3 separate regions of the Homo sapiens genome follow, and all the other regions are linked to region 2. Evidence: chromatin loops called from intact Hi-C (ENCODE). Cell type or tissue: PC-3. All regions are shown on one strand. Links, peaks and the distances in the headings refer to the core of each region. The heading gives the core; the rest is flanking DNA.

Region 1 (7,622 bases), core at 1,745-5,744, 130 kb after region 2:
CACAGACCTGTAATCCCAACTACTTGGGAGGCTGAGGAAGGAGAATCGCTTGAACCCAGGAGGCAGAGGTTGCAGTGAGCCGAGATCGTGCCACTGCACTCCAACCTGGGTGACAGAGCCAGACTCCATCTCAAAAATAAATAAATAAGTAAAAGGAATGAGGTAAGCTTAGGGAAACTGACATGGAGAGAGAGGCCTCCAAGCCTGATACAGTTGGGCTGCGTCCCCACCCAAATCTCATCTCGAATTATAGCTCCCATAATTCTCACATTTGTGAGAGGGACCCAGTGGAAGATAATTGAATTATGGGGGCAGTTTCCCCTATACTAGTCTCATGGTAGTGAATAAGTCTCACGAGATCTGATGATTTTATAAGGGATTTCCCCTTTTGCTTGGCTCTCTCATTATTTCTTGTCTGCCACCATGTAAGATGTGCCTTTCGCTTTCTACCATGATTGTGAGGCTTCCTCAGCCTTGTGGAACTATGAGTCCATTAAACCTCTTTTTCTTTATACATTACCCAGTCTCAGGTATGTCTTTATCAGCAGAGTGAAAATGGACTAATACAAAGTCATATTATGGGTTGGAAAAAGCACTCTGCAGAATATGTGTGCATGATCACTTTTAGATTAAAAAACACACACAACAGATCTATGTATTTCTGTTTGTGCATGCTCTATATGTAAATGCAAAAGAAAGTCAATGGAAGGTTACCCACAAAAGTGATAAACTCAGACTACCCTTGGGGATAAGGATGAATTTGACAACAGAGAGGTGGTTGAATTGGCAGATGCACTATTTTATTTATTGTTTTCTGTGTGCTTTCTTTCACATTTTGCACAAGAATAAGTCCTGAATGACTCATAGAAATAAGAATAATAAATAAACAAATATTTATAAAAATCAACCCTTCCTCACCTAAAGAAAGGAAGAAAAGATCTCTTCAGCCCTAAAGAAAAGATTTGTCACTTGATTTCTAATAAAATCAGGAAGTCGAAAGCCTCTGTGCTTCACTTGGATTATAGTTTTTGTCTTTTTAATCAAATTATAGAAAAATGACATAAAGCTATGCTAGGTTTAAAAAAAAAATTCCTAAGGCTTGAAGTAATCAAAGAAATCAAATAGTCAAGAGAAATGGATTTTACTATCTAAAAATGAAACACTGGTGGGCAAGACCTCTAGAGGATGGTTGGCAACAGGTATCAACATGTAAATAAGCATACCTTTCCACAAGCAGTCACAATTCTAGGAATTACACAAGGATGTTCATTACTGCGTGCTGTACAATAGAGAAAAACTAGAAATCACTTGAAAGTCCATTAATATGAGATTAATAAGCAAAATAAGGCAGATCTATATAGAAGAATACTTTGTATTCATTCCCAATGATGATCTATATTTATTGGAAATGGAAAGAGATCTACAAGGTATTATTGTATTAAAGAGTGTATTAGGCCAGGCATGGTGGCTCACACCTGTAATCCTGGCACTTTGTGGAGCTGGGGAGAAAGATCACATGAGCCCAGGAGTTCATGACCAGCCTGAGCAATACAGCAAAACCCCCATCTCTACAAATGGTGGTGGTGGTCCCGGCTACTCGGGAGGCTGAAGCAGGAGGATCAGTTAAGCCTGGGAAGTCCAGGCTGCAGTGAGCCAAGACTGCACCACTGCACTCCAGCCTGGGAGGCAAAACATTCTTTTACTTGAAGTCTAAATCCAGTTTTGGGGGTACCAGCCCTATCTCCACTTGGCTTCAAGAACATTAGCAGCTAGACTTAGACCACAGGAAGGGTCTTATAGGATTCCTTTTTAAGGAAACTGATTAGTCCAGGAGAAAAATCCTACAGACACTGATATCTGAAAGTCTCCCAGTGAAATGCCAGGTTACTACTTGATCACTTGACAGTGAAGTTCCAAATTGACAGGCTTTTGTCAATTACCCACCAGTGTAGAGTTTGCATTTTAGTGTCTCTCTGGTAAGTATAAATGAACAGCCTAGAAGAGTTAGACATTGACGTCAGCTTTTACGTAGTTTTGCATTGCTTTGAATTGGTATGTTACAAAGTTGGGTCCCAGCTCTCTTCCAAGCTTTGAATGTCAAAAAAAAAAAAAAAAACGTTGAGGGTCAGGGGGCAGGGTGGGAAACAAACTAAGAGAAAAAATTTCATGGAAATAAAGACAATGCAGATGGCAAAATGACTTTTTTAACTATAATAAATATCCTCAGAGAAATAGTTATATTATTATACAATGATGGTCTATAAAAAGAGATAATAAGAGAATAAGAAACAGCTCTTGGAAATTAAAAGAATAATTGTAGAAATTTTTAATTTGATAGAATGTTTGAAATGAAATAGAGTTGAAAAAATCTACCAACAAGTAAAACTCAAAGATAAAATAAGGAAAATAAGAGAAAAAAGATAGAAAAACTAAAGGGTCTATTCAAGAAATTCTACATCCAAAAAAAGGGAAAAAAGAAGGAAGAAAAGAAGAAATGTTACAAGAAAAAGAGTACATGGAAAACAGAAGGGAAGAAATTTGCAAAGAAATAACACAAGGAGTGAAGGCCGTGATTTTCCAGACTGGAAGTTTTCATCAAGTGTTCAGCACAATAAATAGCGGGGAAAAGACCCACAAGGCACATAACGATGAAATTCAACAACAACAACAACAAAGTTCAGAACAAAGAGAAAAGAGCAGATCAAATGGAATGAACAAGGCTTCAGAATGCTATTGGAATTGAACAATGAGCAGAACCTTCAAAATTCTGGAGAAAATAATGCCCAATGTAATTTGATATTCAGCCACGATGTTCTTTATTTGAATAAAGATATTTGCAGACATGCAAGAATACAAAAATTTACTTCTCATGAATTCTTTCTTGGGAGGTGTATTAGTCTGTTTTCATACTGCTTAAAAGAACTGCCTGAAACTGGGTAATTTACAAAGGAAAGAGGTTTAATTGACTCACAGTTCAGGCATGGCTGGGGAGGCCTCAGGAAACTTACAATCATGGCAGAAGGCAAAGAGGAAGCAAGGCACCTTCTTCACAAGGTGACAGAAAGGAGAAGTGCCGAGCAAAGAGGGAAGAGCCCCTTATAAAACCATTAGATCTCATAAGACCTCACTCACTATCATGAGAACAGCATGGGGGAAACCGCCCTTCTCCCCCACCTCCCCCAATCCCCCTTCCCCCTCCCCGCCCCCGCCATGATTCAATTACTTCCACCTGGTCTCTCCCTTAACACGTGGGGATTATGCAGATTACAACTCAAGATGAGACTTAGGTGGGGACACAAAGCCTAACCATATCAGGAGGTTCTTGGAGAATATTCTCCATCAAAATAAGAAAGTACACCCAGAAAGTAAGGGCTTGTGATTTGAGAAACAGAGATCCAACCCAGAACAGGAGTTACAGGATTTTTCAGGAATGGCAGTAAAGAGACATCTTAAGACCTGTAGGCCTAGAAAGCAACCAGACCAGATGAGAAAAGCAGAACAAGGATCAGAGTGAGAGGGTGTCAAGAAAAGATGATGAAATTGAGGGAGTACCTGAGCTGTCAAATGTATTCTCAGATTATCCATTCACTTAGAAAGTTAAGGATTGAATTAGTAATGGATGCAATGGAAACCTAAAGCGAATAATGGAGGAAGCAATTATTAAGCCCAAGAATACAAAAAGTTGTGTGAGACACGCAATTGCAGCTCAGTGGTGAATCACAGCTATATAATCATTGTAGTGTAAATATACGATGTTGATTTACCCAAGAATGGGAGGTGGGAGAAATAAAAATGCGTGGCTACAGCACGAGGGCAACCCAGACATGTGAGGACCACCCTTAACCAAGGAGGGACTGCAGCCAGTGCACTGGTATCTCCACCCTCCTGCCCTCTAGCGGGACAATTCTGAGGTATGCTCCATAGTCTCTCAAAGGGCTCCCAGCATGACTGAGCTCAGATCGTCCACAGTGACAATCCACTCACTAAATGGACCCTTCGTTGACTATTCTCTCTTCATTCTCTCGTTCTCCCTTCATTCTTGCTTGTGCTTCCTCGGAGTGCCTTTTGATTAAATTGTGTACTGTATTAGTCCATCTTCACGCTGCTGATAAAGACATATCCGAGACTGGGTAATCTATAAAGAAAAAGAGGTGGGTGGGCACGGTAGCTCAGGCCAGTAGTCCCACAACTTTGGGAGGCCGAGACGGGAAGATCACCTGAAGTCAGGAGTTCGAGACCAGGCTGGCCAACATGGTGAAACCCCCGTCTCTACTAAAATTACAAAAATCAGCTGGGTGTGGTGGTGTGTGCCTGTAATCCCAGCTACTCGGGAAACTGGAGCAGGAGAATCGCCTGAACCCAGGAGTTGGAGGTTGCAGTGAGCTGAGATTACACCATTGCACTGCAGCCTGGGTGACAAGAGTGAAACTCTGTCTCCAAAAAAAAAGAAAAAGAGTTCTTTTTCACAGTTCCACATGGCTGTGGAGGCCTCACGATCATGGTGGAAGGCAAAAGGCACTTCTTATATGGCAAGAGAGAATGAGGCCCAAGCGAAAGGGGTTTCTGCTTATAAAACCATCAGATCTCATGAGACTTACTCACTACCATGAGAACAGTATGAGGGAAACCACCCCATGATTCAATTGTCTCTCACTGAGTCCCTCCCACAACACATGGGAATTATGGGAGCTATAATTCAAGATGAGATTTGGGTAGGGACATAGCCAAACCATATCATGTACTGTCTTTATCTCTGTGTCTCCTTCACGCAAGGTTGCCAGATTTAGCAAATAAAAATACAAAACGCCCCACTAAATTTGAATTTCAGATAAATGACAAATCATGTTTTCATACAAGTTTGCCCATGCTATACTTGGGACATACTTGTATAAAAAATGATTTGTTGTTCAACTGAAATTCAAATTTAAATGAGCATCCTACATTTTATTGGCAACTCGACTATTGTGGGGAACAAAAACTAAGACAGAGGTAGAGCCTCTTGTTTTCTAGTAAGATGTCAATAGTAATACATAAAACCAAAAATCGAGAAAGAGTTCCTTAAGCATATTATTTTAAGATATGAAAGCAGGCCGGGCGTGGTGGCTCACGCCTGTAATCCCAGCACTTTGGGAGGTTGAGCGGGTGGATCACCTGAGGTCAGGAGTTCAAGACCAGCCTGGCCAACATGGTGAAACCCTGTCTCTACTAAAAATCAAAATTAGCTGGGCGTGGTGGCACATGCCTGTAATCCCAGCTACTTGGGAAGCTGAGGCAGGAGAATCGCTAGAACCCAGGAGGTAGAAGTCACAGTGAGCCAAGATCACTCCACTGCACTCCAGCCTGGGCAACAAGAGCAAAATGCCGTCTCAAAAAAAAAAAAAAAAGCAAATAGCGAAAGAACTTGCTAAAAGAGTGGACAACAGTTGGCTCCAGGGAACAGGATCTAGTGTGAGAAGGGGTGGGGCAGGAGATTACTATCTTTTATATTATTCCTCATGGTACCACTGGACTTTTTAAAAGCTCTGTACATGTATAACTTTGATTACAAGTCTTTTGTAAAAGAAAAATTGAACCATGTATTTACATTCCCATCCACAGTCTCTCTCCTCACTTTGACACATCACATTTCTTTTGTTCTTAACTAATCTGGTGGGTGAAAAAAAAGTTACAATTTATTACTTCCAGATACTAATAATTTTGAACATTCACATCCCTATGTTTCTTGAATATTCCTAATTATCCTTTTACAAATTAGCTATAATGTCTTCAGCCGAATTTTCCTTCATGGTGTTATTTGTAAAAATTTCAGTGTTCACTTTTATTACATTTTAATACGATATACATGATTGACATGACTTTTAACTCCAAATCAAGTTTGTACTGAGAGATGGTGATTTATTAGTTTGAATCAGTGGAAAGACTCCATAATTGCCAACTTTGAAAACACACACACACACACACACACACACACACACAGAGTGAAACACAACCATTGGGGTCCTACCCTTCGTATGCAGAGGGACCTCCACAGCCGACTTTTGGGTATTCATCAGACCTCTGGATTTATTTTTTTTTTTTCTTTTTTTTTGAGATGGAGTCTCACTCTGTCACCCAGGCTGGAGTTCAGTGAATCTCAGCTCACTGCAACCTCTGCCTCCCGGGTTCAAGCGATTCTCCTGCCTCAACCTCCCAAGTAGCTGAGACTACAGGCACACGCCATTACGCCTGGTTAATTTTTTTTGTATTTTTAGTAGAGACAGGGTTTAACCATGTTGGCCAGGCTGGTCTTGAACTCCTGATCTTGGGATCCACCCACCTCAGCCTCCCAAAGTGCTGGGATTACAGGAGTGAGCCACAGCACCTGGCCTATCTTGTTTTTCTTAACCTCTTTTTGCTTTTAACTGGATTCCTTCACTTAAAAAATAAAATCTCATTTGGTGAAGCATGTATTCATCTTGGAGAAGTAACCACAGTTTCATGTTAACAATACTTTTTTACTGATATACAATATTTTATGGATTTATGGGGTACGTGTGATATTTTGTTACATGCATAGAATGTGTGATTAGCGAGTCAGGGTTTGGTGACAGCTAGAATGGCTCGGAAGCAGTGTCTCTCATAAAATTACAACCAGGATGTCAGTGGAGGGTGGGGAGGCAGGGACCGGAATGCCCACTTCTAAGGCGGCTCACTCCCATGGCTGTCGGCAGGACGCCTTACATCCTCACTGGCTGTTGGCAAGAGGACTCAATTCCTCACCATGTGTACCTCCTGCTTGGGACTGCTTGAGTGTCTTCATGACACAGTGGCTGGTTTTCCCAGAGTGAGGGATTTAAAGAGTAAGAGAGGCCAGGCGCGGTGGCTCACGCCTGTAATCCCATCACTTTGGGAGGCTGAGGCGGGTGGATCACCTGAGTTCGAGACCAGCCTGACCAACATAGAGAAACCAATCTCTACTAAAAATACAAAATTAGCGGGTGTGGTGGCGCATGCCTGTAATCGCAGCTACTCGGGAGGCCGAGGCAGGAGAATCGCTTGAACCCAGGAGGCAGAGGTTGCCATGAGCCGAGATCATGCCAATGCATTCCAACCTGGGCAACAAGAGTGAAACTCCATCTCAAAAAAAAAAAAAAGAGTAAAAGGGATGCAGCAATGTTTGGATGCCAGGCCTCAGAAGTCACACTCTGTCTTCTCTGCAATACCAGACACAAATCATCCCTGCTCAGAGTGGAAGGGGATTACACAAGGGTGTGAGAACCAGAAGGCAGAGATCACAAGGGACCCTCTGAAGACTGGCTACTATAGGTATATATTTTTCTTAGTTTGTGTAAATCTTATTACAGCAAAATGGGACAAAACCAGATGAAAGAGGTAACTATTACACTGTGTGGTGTTCAAAACGTGTTACTATTTTTCATCAAAACTAAAATTCTATCACCTGAAGGACAAACTGTTATTTTTTGTACCTTTAAAAAGTAAATAAAACACTGTCAGTTAAGTTATAACACAGTTTATCAGTTTGAGGTTTTATTTTCTACTTATTGAGAAGACTTTTGTACTTATATTTAGTGACTGTCATAGAATTACTCTTGTGTCTTCATGAGAAAGAGAATATAAGAGAA
Region 2 (7,622 bases), core at 2,379-6,378:
TCGTCACCTGGCAAGAAGCCCCAGGAGAGAACGCCATAAATGTGAATCTGGGTTGACCCAGAGATTGGCCCTCAGCTGTGGAGTACAAGCTCAGGAACCCCATCTGTTTATGTATTTGGAGAAAATCTGAGCCTCATGAGTGGACAACATTAACTGGAAACTCCAAAGTGATGATGAAAATCAAAATGGTAATTTAGAATTTAAAATTTCCAATGAGTACTGCAACTTCCAGGGGCACTAGGTACCCATTTCATTAGTCAATGAATTTTCTCCTGCGAGTGAGCTACTTAGGGGGCCAAAGCATAATCCAATGCCAACATATTAATTTGCCATGAAAAAAATGAAATTATAGGCTGGGTGGGGTGGTTCATGTCTGTAGTCCCAGCCCTTTGGGAGGCTGAGGCGGGTGGATCACTTGAGCTGGGCAGCATGGCAAAACCCCATCTCTACCAAAAAATCAAAAAATTAGCAGGATGTGGTGGCATGTGCCTGTAGTTCCAGTTACTCAGGAGGCTGAGATGGGAGGATCGCTTGAGCCTGGGAGGTCAAGGATGCAGTGAGCCATGATTGTGCCACTGCACTCCAGCCTGGGTGACAGAGTGAGACCCTGTCTCAACAACAACAACAAAGAAGTAAAAGAAAAAATGAAATTGACATGGACCAAGGTAAAACATCTTGAGAATGTGCTGCCACCCCAGGTTGGTCTAAATCTGTGATGAACAAATTCATACCTGCAGCTGACCCAGCAGAAAGTGAAAGTGAGTGATACAAAGTTTCCTAGAAAACCCTGGAAGTGGCTGTACATTTGTGTTCAATAGTCCATGAGTAGCTAAAAGTGTAGAATGAGTCATTGAAGGAATGAGCACAGCATGTAAGGAGGATGATAAATAGGGTTGGTCAGACAGAAGGAGATGGTCCACCTTGAGGAACTGTGAGATGTCAGCCTGGAGCCTGGGTTTGGGAGGTCTTATGGGAGTCGACAGAGCAGCATCATAAAAGCTCTTGAGTAGAAGTCTGAAATGATGAGCCAGGATGTATTCTGTGACCCAGCATCAGTTAGGATTTTCCTGTTGTGTAGCAGGAGATCCAGCTGCAACAATAAATCATATTTATTTGTTCTTACGACTTGAGGTATGAAATGTTTCAGGTACAGTTGGAACATGGCTCTGCTTCCATTCCTCCACAGTTCCATCAGCTTTGTCCTCCACTCCGTATCCATTCCATGTTCAGGGTAACAAACACTCCCCGTGACAGTGAAATGCCTGCAGAACTTCCAGGCTTCATTTTTACATATTGGACAGCAGTGTTACCCAATAAGAATATAATGTGAGCACATTTGTAATTCTTAATTTTCTAGTAGTCTCATTCAAAAAATGTTTTAAAGGGCAGGGCACAGTGGCTCATGCCTGTAATGCCAGCACTTTGGGAGACCAAAGCAGGAAAATCGTTTGAGGCCAGGAGTTCAAGACCAGCCTGGGCAGCATAGCAAGACCCCATCTCTACAAAAAATTTAAAAAATTACCCAGGCATGGTGGAGTGCCCCTGTAGTCCCAGCTACTCGGGAGGCTGAACTAGGGGAGGATTGCTTGGGCCCAGATCAAGGTTGCAGTGAGCTGATTGTGCCACTGCACTCCAGCTTGGGTAACAGAGCAAGACCCTGTCTCTTAAAAAATAAATAAATAAATAAGAAACAGGTAAAATTGATTTTAATAACATTTTATTTTTCCCATATGTCCAAAATTTTATCATTCCAAGATGCAATTGATATAAAAACCAATTATTATTTATGAAACATTTTACATTCTGGGGCAGGCATGGTGGCTCACACCTGTAAATCCAGCACTTTGGGAGGTTAAGGCAGGAGGATCGCTTGTGTCCAGGAGTTTGAGACCAGCCTGGGCAATATAGCGAGACTCTGTCTCTACAAACAATAACAAATTAAAAAATTAGCCAGGCATGGTGGTGCATGCCTGTATTCCCAGCTACTCAGGAGACTGAGGCAGGAGGATTGCTTGAGCTTGGGAGGTTGAGGCTGCAGTGGGTTGTGACTGTACCACTGCACTCCAGCCTGGGCAATAGAGTGAGAGTAAGACTTTGCCTCAAAAAAAAATTACATTCTAGTTTTAATGAGACTTTCATTATATTACGTCTGTGAATATGTATGCATTTGTGAATAAATAAAATAAATGTGTTACTACAGGCATTTCAAAAAGTTTGCAAGCCACTGCTGCCTTAAGGAGAACAAGTCTTTGCTACACATGCAAACTCAGACCTATTGAATGACATTAATCTTAATAATCTTAAAAACCTAAGAGAAAAGAGAATTGTAGAGTGTCACATCATTCTAATGCTCATCAATTATATAGCAGTTCTACACACAGCACATTTTGAATTAACCGTATGCATCTGATTAGAGTTTTTCAAACAGATGAGTTATGATGTGAACCACTATAATATGCAAGACTATGTCACATGGTACATAGGATAATTTTTTAAATTTTGTGTTTATATTAGGAAAATATACCTAGCACATTCAATAGCAATGGAAATGGACAGTGAACAGTTGGAGTTAGGGAAATATTGAAATATCTGGCTGGATGAGTTGCAGAAACTAGAGATACACACCAATAAATATGTCCTCTCTGCTGTCTATAGAGATGACGTAGCTTCTACTTCCTTCCTTAGCAGACTCTCTGGGATTTTTTCCTCCTTTGCCATTTGAACAGAGAATCCCAGAGAAATCCAATTTCCCCCTTTTTCTTTCCAGCAAGAGCAAACACCAAGAGACTTGGCCATTTCTTATCCTCCTCTTCCGTGCTTTCTGAGTGTCTATAAAGGAGAGATTCTTGGTGTTTGAAGACCACAGATGCCTCCTTCAAAAGTCACATGAAGGACTGGGCCTGTGGGCCTCGTGGCTCATGCCTGTAATCCCAGTGCTTTAGGAAACCATGGTAGGAGGATCCCTTGAACCCAGGAGCTACCCAGGTGTTTGAGGTTACAGTGAGCTGTAATCATGCCATTGCACTCCAGCCTGAACAACAGAGCAAGATCGTGTCTCAAAAAAAAAAAAAAAAAATTACACGAGGTGAAACCCCAGAAAATTCATCAAAATATCAAAATAGTGTGGAGTCTTGTGGAGTCTTTTTTTTAAAAAACAGATTCAAATAGGAGAGCTATCCGGACTACCCATTCCTGCTTCTAACTTCTGCCAGAAGTACTGGACAGAAAAATACCAATGTCAAAGGACAAAGGGTGTCACTCCTGGGAAGGAGCTCTGACCAGCCTTTTAAACTTTGCCTTACCTTGCATGGCAAAGAGTTCTGATTAGAGAATTGCAAACACTTGCAGGCGAATATCCTGCAATAGCAACAACAGCAACCCTGGGAAAACACCCTATTTACTATGAAACGTATTCTACATGTCTTCGTTATGATGGTACTGGGGGAAGTCATACAATGCATATGGTAGGCTGGTAGCAACACATCAGAATCTAACCCAATGTTACAAGGAATATAACTAGAAATGGTAATGCACCTGGTCCAACCTGAAGTGTTGTTGAATCCATATTAATGAATCAAATGAAAAATTATTTATATCTGTTAATGTTCAAAAATATATTTTTCACCTATGCTAATGTTGCTATCAGTTATGGTTAGGTTTTGTTTGTTTGTTTGTTTGTTTGTTTGTTTGTTTTTGAGACGGAGTCTCGCTCTGTCGCCCAGGCTGGAGTGCCGTGGCACAATCTCGGCTCACTGCAAGCTCCGCCTCCCGGGTTCACGCCATTCTCCTGCCTCAGCCTCCCGAGTAGCTGGGACTACAGGAGCCCGCCACCACACCCAGCTAATTTTTTGCATTTTTAGTAGAGACGGGGGTTTCACCGTGTTACCAGGTGGTCTCAATCTCCTGACCTCGTGATCCGCCTGCCTCGGCCTCCCAAAGTGCTGGGATTACAGGCCTGAGCCACCACGCCCGGCCAAGAGTGATGGTTTATGTGTCGACTTGGGCTAGTACCAGTTATTTAACCAAACACTGGTCTAGATGTTGCGGTGAACGTATTTTGCAGATATGATTAACATCCAAAATCAGCTGACTTAAAGTAAAGGAGACTATCCTAGATAAAATTTGTCGACCTCATTCAATCAATTGGAGGCCTAAAGAGAAAAAAACTGAGACTTCCCAGGGAAGAAATTTTGCCTCAAGATGGCAACATCAACTCCTGCCTGAGTTTGCAGCCTGCGGCTTGTCCTACAAATTTCCAACTTTCCAGCCCCTACATTTGCACCAGCCAATTCCTTAAAATAAATTTCTCCATCTTATGCACGCATATGCTCTTGGTTCTGTTTCTCTGGGGAACTCTGATTGATTTATTACATTTTGCTAAAAAATAATTCCGGGTGTCAAGACACAACCCAGGCCTGATAGTGCTGCTTTTTGTTGCAAAAGGGAACCAGTCCCATTTGCTCCATCCCTCGGAACTGCTGATCATGTCAAGTAGGGCTCGGCAGTGCTCACACACAACTCAAGGTGGCGTTCATGCTCTACTAGAAAGAGCCAGGCTTCCTAGTTGCCGGCCACGCCTCACAGACTTTTCCCCTCAGATTTCAAGACAGCCCAGTGACTCAGCAATGGGAAAGAGAAAGCATAAAATTTGGACCGTGAATACTGCAAACATATCCAACACTATCAACAGGAAAATTCACTTTGGGAATGAATGCTTTCTTGGGAGCCCCATTTCTTTGGTAGGATTTAACCTACTCTAAGCAAATAGTCACTCGGACAGTCCTACAAAATCCCCCACATAATAGGAATATGGTTAACTCGCCATTTTGTCTTGTTTCTGCCTGCCACAAAAGCTAGGCCACCTACTCATTGTTCTAGATTTTCTTACTTTTCAAGTTTTCAGGGTTGTCTTTTGGAAATTTAAGCCCCTGGAGCCCGAGGGTGCTGCACGCATGCCTGCATGTTCATGCACACAGGGCATGACTCACCCTGACCCCAGGATGTCAGCTGCCCTACCCGCGGTCCTGGAGAGACAGACACTGCCTGTGCCTGCTCTGCAAACCCCTTGGTTAATCCTGCTGGTGGCCAGGACCATAACCTGCCATTAGGCCATGTCCTTGACCACAGAGTGCAAAACAGTTTAATGGTACAGGCTTGTTTAATCCCTGTATTGTTTTGCAAGATAAGTTTGAGATGTCTTTACTTTTTAAATTTCTGCTTTGCATGTGGGGAAACAGGACCAGATATGCTGAACGTAACGCAGTGATTCAGAATTAGAATGAAGGACTCTTACCTTCAGTTAAAGGTGCTAACCTCCCTAAATCTCTCCCACGAAAGTCTTCCCTTTTCCCCGCCACTGCTGACCTTCACCGTATACATATAGTATTTGCTTGTTTATTTTTTAGAGTGTACACATTTACATAAGCACACAGATCAATGTCTGTGTTCCTGCAGTTTTAAACCATGTGCCAATGGTGCAGTGTTACTGCCATGACCCGAAATTAGAATCTTTTACATTAGAATCTGACTTTTACAATATACACACAGTCTCCCTCTTAAAGATACATAATTCAGAATAGCAGGTGGAAAGCCCTGAGAAATCCTATCCAAAATAAAAAATGTAATTCTATTTAATCACATAATTTCTTAATTTACTTGAACAGAGATCATTTTTTTTGCACTGTACTCTTTAATTTAACATCAGTAACATTCCCTGTAGCACCCTTTTGGAAATGCTGAATAAAATTAGAATTTTTTTATAACATAAAGTTAGGTGTGTAGACAGTGACCACCCCTCCCCTCCAATAGTCCACCTTACTATGCAGAGGAATTTCAGAGTTCACAGAATTAGTCTTAGAGATAGTTGGATTTCTGTGGCTTCCCAAAGCATCCCAATGGTTGACAAAAGCCAAATCCCATAGCAGTTTTCTAATCCTGAAATTAAGGAGCAGAGATCAGCTTACGTGGGTTAAATAGCACTCTCTTGGACTTTGGATAGGCCCTTCCCTTCCTAAGCACACAGGCATCTCCCAAGGTCCCCTTGAGGCCCCTCCAGCTGTTCCAGCCTTGGCATCAACAGGTGACTCCCACTCCTAATCCTTTGGAAATGTCCTCCAGCCATTTTCATTCCCTTAATTCTTGAAAGGTGACTTGATTACTGGGATATTCCTAAAAATCCACTACATTTTTTACTTTTTTTTAATTTTCATTTTAAATTCTAGGGTATATGTGCAGGATGTGCAGGTTTGTTACATAGGTAAACAAGTGCCATGGTGGTTTGCTGCACCTGTCAACACATCATCTGGGTATTAAGCCCAGCATGCATGAGCTATTTTTCCTAATGCTCTCCCTCCCCACATCCCACTCCCTGACAGGCCCCAGTGTGTGTTGTTCTGCTCCCTGTGTCCATCTGTTCTCATTGTTCAGCTCCCACTTATGAGTGAGAACATGTGGTGTTTGGTTTTCTGTTCCTACATTAGTTTGCTGAGGATAATGACTTCCAGCTCCATCCATGTCCCTGCAAAGGACATGATCTTGTTCCTTTTCATGGCTGCATAGTATTCCATGGTGTATACATACCACATTTTCTTTATCCAGTCTATCATTGATGAGCACTTGGGTTGATTCCATGTCTTTGCTATTGTGAATAGTGCTACAATAAACATATGCATGCATGCATCTTTGTAATAGAACGATTTATATTTTTTGAGTATATACCCAGTAATGGGATTGCTGGGTCAAATGGTATTTCTCGTTCTAGATCTTCGAGGAATCGCCACACTGTTTCACAATGGTTGAACTAATTTACATTCCCACCAACAGTGTAAACGCGCTCCTATTTCTCTGCAACCTCACCAGCATCTGTTGTTTCTTGACTTTTTAATAATTGCCATTCTGACTGGTGTGAAGGGGTATCTCATTGTGGTTTTGATTTGCATTACTCTAATGATCAGTGACACTGAGCTTTTCTTTTTTTAATCTAGCCCCAAATGAAAGCCAACTCCAGGCAATGACTTTTCTCCACAATGATAAAAGCCCTCATTCTCACAGAGGAACACACCCTTCATCCCTTTTATTTGTCCAAGAGAGTGGGTAGCTTTGTACCCACTAACGTTTCTCACACTACTCCTGGTGGTCTTTCATACCCATAGGAGCTAGAAAGAGGTATGGACTTTGTTTGAAGTGTTTTAGGGGTCAGAGACCTTATAACAATGACCCTACATGGCCAGGAATTTGTTGTTGAATATAACTGTATGTTAGTTTTCAAACTCTGGATCATCTCAGAAAAACATTGACTTAGAAGGAATAAAACTACTGGGCAACGGTGGTCATCCCACGCTGAGTAATTTCCTCTGGCTTCTTTGTGAGCTTGGGGACCATCGATAAGACTGGTCTTCAGTTTGTGGCCCTTGCAAACTTTTTTTATCAGGATAATAATCTTAGTTTTCTTTAAATAATTATAAGAGTTAAGCCCAAAAGGGCAAGGAGACCTGATAGAATCGGCCTCTTTTCTGTTAGAAATGTGATTTCTATTGATCAAATATATTTTCTTTATAATCAACCGACTCTCCCCAAATCCCAGAAAATGAAACAAAACAAAGCCAAGCCACTTACAGGACCAG
Region 3 (7,622 bases), core at 1,745-5,744, 110 kb after region 2:
ACCGTGTTTTTAACATTCGTTTCCCTGCAGGGTAATGAAGTTGAGCCTTTTCATAAGTTTATTGGCCATCTGTATATCCTCCTTTTGAAGTGCATCTTCAGATCATGTTCATTTTTCAACTAATCTACCTGGCTTTTTTCCATTTATTTCAATAAGGTTTTTATGTATTCTTATTTTGGTATAAAGTTATGATGGGAATGCATTGGGAGAATGATCCACCTTTCATCATTCTCTGGAGGAGTTTGTGGAAGAGTAGCATTTTTTTCTTAAATTTTTTGGTATAATTTGCTAGTGAAGCCACGTTGGCCTAGAGCTTCCTTAGAATGAAGATTTTTAATTATGGATCAATGTCTTCACTAAGAGCATTCAGGTTGTCTATTTTTTCTTGTGTTAGTTTGAGTAAGTTGCTTTATCAAGAGATTTTATTTTTTTATCTAAACAATGAAATTTATTTGAGCTTGTATCAGTTTGCTAGGGTACTGTAACAAAATACCACAGACTAGGTGGCTTAAACAACAGAAATTTTCTCTGAGTCTGTGGCTTGCCTCTTCAGGTTCTGGAGCCTGGAAGTCCAAGATCAAGGGGTTGGCAGGTTTCATTTCTCCTGAGGTCTCTCTCTTTGACTTGCAGAGGGCTGCCTTTTTTTTTTTTTTTTTTTCTCGAGACTGAGTCTCACTCTATTGCCCAGGCTGGAATGCAGTGGTGCGATCTCAGCTCACTGCAATCTCCGCCTCTCAGGTTCAAGGGATTCTCCTGCCTCAGCCTCCCAAGTAGCTGGGATTACAGGCACCCGCCACCATGCCTGGCTAATTTTTGTATTTTTAGTACAGACAGGGTTTCACCATGTTGGTCAGGATAGTCTTGAACTCCTGACCTCAAATGATCCACCTGCCTTGGCCTCCCAGAGTGCTGGGATTACAGATATGAACCACTGCACCCAGCCACACTGCCTTCTTATTATGTCTTCACATCCTGGTCTCTATGCACACATTCTTAGTTGCTCTTTCTCCTCTCATAAGGACACCAGTCACATCGGATTAGGGCCCCATCCCTACAAGCTCATTTAGCCTTAATTACCTCTTAAAAGGTCATATATCCAAATATGGTCACATTCGAGGTTAGGACCTCAACACGCAAATTTGGGGGTAGGGAATACAATTCACTTCATAACAGCATTTATAAAATCCTCTTATCTTTTTAATGTCTGTAGGATTAGTGTTGCTATCTTCCTTTTCATTTTAGGTAACCATTTGTGCCTACTTTCTTTCTTTGTCTTCTTTTAAAATCATTTTGTCATCTTTTTAATGTCTGAAAGGTCTGTGGTGGTGTCTCTATTTTTATTTCAAACATTAGTCTTCTGTGTATTCTTTATTTTTTAAAAAATTAATCTTATGAGAAGTTTATCAATTATGTTAGTATTTTCAAATGGCCAAATTTTAGCTTTGATGTTTGCTTTCTACTTCATTATTGTCTGTTGTAATATTTATTTCTTTTCTTCTGCCTCCTTGAAGTTTACTTGGCCATTTTCTTCCTAACTTATTGGAGTGGATGCTGGGTGTATTAATTCATTTTCACACTGCTATAAAGAACTATCCAAGACTGGGTAATTTATAAACAAAAGGGATTTAACTGATTCACATTCCACGTGGCTGAGGAGGTCTCAGGAAACTTACAATCATGGAAGAAGGGGAAGCAAGGCATGTCTTACATGGTGGCAAGAGAGAGAGAAAAAGAAGGGGGAAGTGCTAGACACTTATCAAACAACCAGATCTCATGAGAACTCACTCACTATCATGAGGACAGCATGGGGGAAACCACACACATGTTCCAGTCACCTCCAACCAGGTCCCTCCCTAGACATGTGGGGATTACAATTCAAGATGAGATTTGGGTGGGGACACAGAGCCAAACCGTATCACTTTGGTAATTAATTTTCAACACTTTTTTTTCTTTTTCAATATATGTACTTAAGGCATTTCCCACTAAGTACTTGTTTAACAGGAAGTTTTGACATCTAATATTTTTAATATCATTCAATTCAAATTTTTTTTGTTTCCATTATAATTGACTCTGTGCCTCACGGTTTATTTAGAAGTGTATTTCTTAATATTTTTATTGATTTTTTCTTTTTAAATCAATTTAATTTAGGTTCAAATTTACATACAATATATTATATGCATTTATACATAATACAGTTTTGTGAGTTTTGAAAAACATAAACATTAGTGTAACCATGACCACAATTAATATATTGAACATACATTTTCACTCCAAAAAAAGTTCTCCAACTCTACCTTTAACCACAACCACTAAACTGCTTTCTGTCATTGCAAACTAGTTTTGTTTGCTGTACAATTTTGTATAGATAGAATCACATATTATTTACTCTACCCTCTTTCATCATCGTAATGATTTTGAGACATAGCCATGATGTTGCATGTATCAGTAGCTTTTTGCTTTTTATTGCTGAAGAAGTGTTCCATTGAATGAATATATCACGATTTGTTTATCCATTCACTGTTTGATGAATATCTGAATTGTCTCCAGCTTTTTGTTATTACAAATAAAACTACAATAAACATTTATATATAATTCTTTTGTAGACATGTGTTTTCATTTCTTACATACAACATAGTAATGAAATTTCTGAATCATACAGTGAATGTGTTAACTTTACAAGAAATCGCCCAATTTTTTCTAAAGTGGTTCTACAACTTTAGAACCACTTTGCAGTTCTACAGTTCTCAGTAGTAATAAATGAGGTTCTAGTTTTTCTTTTCTTTTTTTTTTTGAGATGGAGTTTTGCTCTTGTTGCCCAGGCTGGAGTGCAATGGTGCAATCTCGGCTCACTGCAACCTCTGCCTCTTGGGTTCAAGTGATTCTCCTGCCTCAGCCTCTGGTTGGGGTTCAATCAGGCTGGTGGGAAAAATATTAGAGATAGTGTAGAGATAGACACAAATCTTCTTGGAAGGCCGAGAAGTTTGCATAACTTCTATAATAGATCTGGCTGAAGGTGGCCTGGTCCCTTTATCTTTAGTTAAACAAAATTAAAGTAGTAACAAAGGAAGGCAGAGTAGTTTACCTAGCTAGCTTGTTTACTCATATGATCTTAAGACTAACCTTTATTGTACCACAGGTACTTAAGTGCTTTTTACTCAGGAAGTCCACAATGTCAATTACCCTTTAATGGTGTTAGCTCAAGCCTTTATTAATTAATCTTACCAAATAAATGTGAGTCTCGCTAGCTGATCAGGGCCAAGTCACGACTGTTTACAGGACTCAGCAGGGAGTCTGTAAGCGGCTGAGACACACTCAGCTGGACAGGCAAAGCAGAATATCTGTGTGTCAGTGTACGTTATTCATCCGTCACCGGGTCAGGGGTCTGCAACGGACAGACCCCTCCCCGCAGCTGGCGCCCCCATAAGAGGTGCACTGCCACAGTTGGTGCCCCGTGTGGGAAACTGTGTGATGAGCACTGCCACAGCCTCAAGTACCTGGGATTACAGGCATGTGCCACCATGCTGGGCCAGTTTTTTGTACTTAGTAGAGACAGGGTTTCACCATGTTGGTCAGGCTGGTCTCCAACTGCTGACCTCAGGTGATCCATACACAGGCTGGTCTCCAACTGCTGACCTCAGGTGATCCATACACCTCAGCCTCCCAAAGTGCTGGGATTACAGGTGTGAGCCAGCACTCTCAGCCTGGTTATAGTTTTTCTGCATCTTCACTAACACAGGCTACTGCTAACCTTTTACATTTTGACCATCTTAGTGGTTGTAATTTGTATTTATCTTATGACTAATAATGTTCGGCATCATTCCATGTGCTTCTTGGCCATTAAGATATCTTTTGTGAAGTATGCATTCAAATCTTTTGCTCATTTTTTATTGAGTTTTTGTTATCCTCTTACCATTCAGCTGCAAGAGTTACTTATACATTCTGGACACAAATCATTTGTCATATATGAGTATTGCAAATATTTCATCTGAGTCTGTGGCTTGCTTCTTTGATTCTTAACAGTGTCTTTCGAAAAGCAAAGTTTTAAATTCAATGAAGTCCAATTATTATGACTAATTTTTATGATTAGTGCCTTTTTGTGATCTGTGTAAGAAATCTTTTCTTCTCCAAAGGCCATGAAGACATGAAGACTTTTCTCCTCTGTTTTTTTTTCTAATTTTTTTATAATGTTAGCTTTTTCATTTAGATCTAAAATCTATTTTGAGTTCATTCTTATGTACAACGTACAGGTTGAAGTTCACTTTTTGCATATAGATGCCTAGTTACTCCAGGACCATTTGTTGTTACTGATTTTCAACTTTATTAAATGTGTTTAGAAATCAAACACTATATAATTTGCATCATGAAATCTGGTGAGACTTCCTTTACGTTTCAGCATATAGCCAATTTTTATTGTGCTTGAAATTAGTAAGTATTCTCCAGTTGTTGGCTGCAATATTCTCTACATGTCCTTAGGTAAAATTTGTTGATTGCATTATTCAAGTTTTGTGTATTATTGCTGTTTTATATCTACTTATTTTATCAGCCACTGACAAGTGTGATAAAAATCTGTCAGTATGACTGTGACTCTATTCATTTCTGCCTTTTTGATTCCATATTACTGGATCTATACAAATTGAGAATTTTTATACCTTCTTGGTAAATTGATCCTTCTGGCATTATGAAATTCCTCTTTATCTCTACCAGTCTTTTTGCATTAAAAACAGCATTTTTAATCTTAACATAGCTACATCAAATTTCTTTTGGTTAGAGTTTTCATAGTGTTATCTTTTTTTTTCACCTTTTTATTCTAATCTTTCCACATTCTTGTGTTCTTGATATGTCTCTTGTAACCAACAAGGGTCTTCTTTCATTGCAATTTGAGCCTTTTAATTTGACCATATAGTCCATTTGCATTTGACATAAATACTGATATGTCTAGGAAGCTGTATTAGTTTGCTAGGGCTGCCACAACAAAATACCACAGACCTGACAGCTTAAACAATACATACTTGTTTTCTCATAGTTCTGGAGGCTAGAAGTCCAAATCAAGGCATCAGCTGGGCTGGCTTCTTCTGAGGCATCTCTCCCTGACTTGTAAATGGCTATCTTTTCCCTCTGTCTGCACATGATCTCTGCTCTGTGTCTCTGTATCCTAATATTCTCTTCTTATAGAGAGACCAGTCATTTTGGATCACATTTACCTTAATGATCACATTTAACCTTGATTACTTCTATAAAGGCACTATTTCCAAATAACGGTCACATTCTTAGGTATTGGAGGTTAGAATTTCAATATATGAATTTGGGGAAGAGAAGGGGACATAATTCAGTAGTAAGTATGTCATCAAGCAGATAAAATACCATCTATCATGTGTTTTCTATTTGTTCCATCTGTTCTTTGTTCCTTTTTTGTCTTTTCTCATCTTGTTTCGAATTGATTTCTTTATTATTACATCTTTTCTCTATTAGCATGAAAGTTGTACGTGCATTAACCATTCTTTTAGTGCTACCTGGAAATTATAACATGCATCCTTGGCTTATCAAAGCAGAACATTAATTGGTGTCTTTACCTACTCTCCAGACAAAGACCTTGGAACCCTTTAACTCCATTCAGCCCCATTCTTATTTATGTTTAAATTAGCCTACATTTTAAATCTAAATATATTTTAAATCCCACGATGTGTTATTATTATTGCTTATATAATCAATATGAATTTAAATTCATTCACATCATTGCCTAAAAACAAAAGTTCCTACTTTATTTATCTTTCTTTTGTTGTTCATGAAGTGAAACAACACTTCATTTGTCTCTTATGCTATCCTTGTGCAACATATAAAAACAGATATGTTCATCCTCTGGTGACGTAAGTGGAAGAACGACTAAAATTCCCGACTCTATAGAGTCCTAAGAGAGGAACCTACAGAAGTCAGAGGAAACTTCAATATCAAGAAGTTTGGAAAGAGGTAAATATTATAATACCCCATAAAGACAAAACTTCTGCCAAACTGGATGACATCGGTTCATTTCTGTGATGTTTATTTTGTTTTGTTGAAGAGGAAACTAGATGGGAAAAAAGCAAAGCTGAGAGAAAGGATGAGAGAAACATGCAAGGATTGAGAGAGTGTCTAGAGATGGAAAGAGGAGCTCCATGGAGACCTCCCAAGAGAGTGACCTGGGTGGCATAATAGCAACCAACATGAGTTGGAACTCAGAAACTGGTAGATGTTTGTCATTCCCAACCATAGGTCCTGGATTAAAGGAGCCCAGAAAATCATAGCAGAAGCCCAGATATCACACAAGTGACAGCAGAGCAGGCATCCTCCATGTTTATGAACTTCCTAGTAATACGATTCAGCTTAGAGCGCTGTAAATATTGTCAGTCCCTGCTCTTGGGCTTGTGAAAACCTGTCTGGAGCTTTGCAACTTGTGACTATTCAGACTCAATTAATGGAAATGAGCTGTGTTTTTAGGGTGAAAATATCCTTTCCTTTGCCAGCTTCCGAACCATGTGTCTTGCATTTTGAGACGAATCCAGTTGCGATGTTGACAGGTGCAGACTAACTACTCTTTCCACAACAAGCATTTGGAAACATTTTCCTGGTGGTCATGCTGCAAGTCTTGTGTATTAAAACTAGGGCATCAGGTTTGCTAAGTCAGCACACTCAACATAAGATATGTTAGAGACATAACTTCTGAGGTGAAGGGAATGATGGCAAATTTACATCAGAAGCTTTGTCTGCTGGTCCTTAAGATCAGTTGACTAATGGTCTTTGCCTCTGGGGTTTTTTCCATGCTCAGAAATAAGGACAAAGAAAAGACCTACTTAAAGATAACTAAAATGAGGAAATTTTCAGAAAATTGACTCTTTTTATATGATTGTTATTATAAGTTAACATTCATTCTGCTTGCCATGAGCCAGGCACTCATTATACTTAGCTCTTAGTGTGCATTACATCACCTTATTCAAATCTTACAGCAATCCTACCATATAGACACCACTGTTATTCCCATTGCAATAATTGGGAAGGTTTAGTAGCTTGCCCAAGTCAACTATGTGGAAGTGCCAAAGCCAGGAATCAAATGTGGCTTTCTTACTCTGAAAATAATGTCCTTAACAACTCCAATAAACTACACATTAAAATGAGCTTACCACCAGTATTATATCAACAATCGAGTTAATCACCATTACTATGTCTCATCTCACTAAAAACTTGCATATAGATGCATCTGCGCTGGATCTAATCGCCAAATGTCTGGTTCACCAAAGTGGTTTGTATCCAACTTTATGTGCCCTCTGAACTCAGTTGCATATGATGGGCAACAGTAAAAGCCACACTTTCAAAACCACGATGCAGCAAAGTTCTCAGGTGTGCTTCATTATCCTCCTTCCTTCTCCTCTAGCTCCGAATCTTCCACCTCTCCCAGTTCCATACTTCTTTGCCAGAGGCTGAGTGAACCATAGCAGAGAAGGACAAGTACAAGGAAGAGCATTTAGGAGAATGATCTATCATTTAAACAGGTGCAGCATGGAAAAAGAATAGAAACGTACATAGATCTGCACAAATTGCATGGCAATTCATCTGGGACATTAGATTTTGTAGCAAAGTGATATTTTTTAAAT

Evidence for each region. Peaks named below come from ENCODE experiments on the same cell type or tissue, not always from the same donor. Only the 100,000 strongest peaks of a DNase experiment are listed, where the experiment ranks them.
Region 1: a loop joins it to region 2, with 4 times the contacts of the local background. A loop is called at or near these places in 6 of 110 quality-filtered maps.
Region 3: a loop joins it to region 2, with 12 times the contacts of the local background. A loop is called at or near these places in 2 of 110 quality-filtered maps.

The regions. Positions count from the first base shown.
Region 1 is chr17:68,630,819-68,638,440 of GRCh38, reverse strand. All of the region lies in intron 1 of LINC01482 (long intergenic non-protein coding RNA 1482), which reads right to left. Among named protein-coding and RNA genes, the nearest start is that of LINC01482, 6.5 kb to the right of the region's middle. RefSeq lists an enhancer at 6,354-6,853. In PC-3, for the core only: a CTCF peak has its summit at 3,905 (motif pointing left); no DNase peak of the experiment used is centred there; H3K27ac peaks cover 1,122 bases.
Region 2 is chr17:68,756,958-68,764,579 of GRCh38, reverse strand. No RefSeq gene overlaps it. Among named protein-coding and RNA genes, the nearest start is that of LINC01482, 130 kb to the right of the region's middle. In PC-3, for the core only: a CTCF peak has its summit at 4,504; DNase peaks (open chromatin) are centred at 4,559 and 4,989; H3K4me3 peaks cover 906 bases; H3K27ac peaks cover 1,437 bases.
Region 3 is chr17:68,642,946-68,650,567 of GRCh38, reverse strand. The region is part of intron 2 of LINC01482 (long intergenic non-protein coding RNA 1482); the gene reads right to left. Among named protein-coding and RNA genes, the nearest start is that of LINC01482, 19 kb to the right of the region's middle. In PC-3, for the core only: no CTCF peak of the experiment used is centred there; a DNase peak (open chromatin) is centred at 3,837; H3K27ac peaks cover 2,187 bases.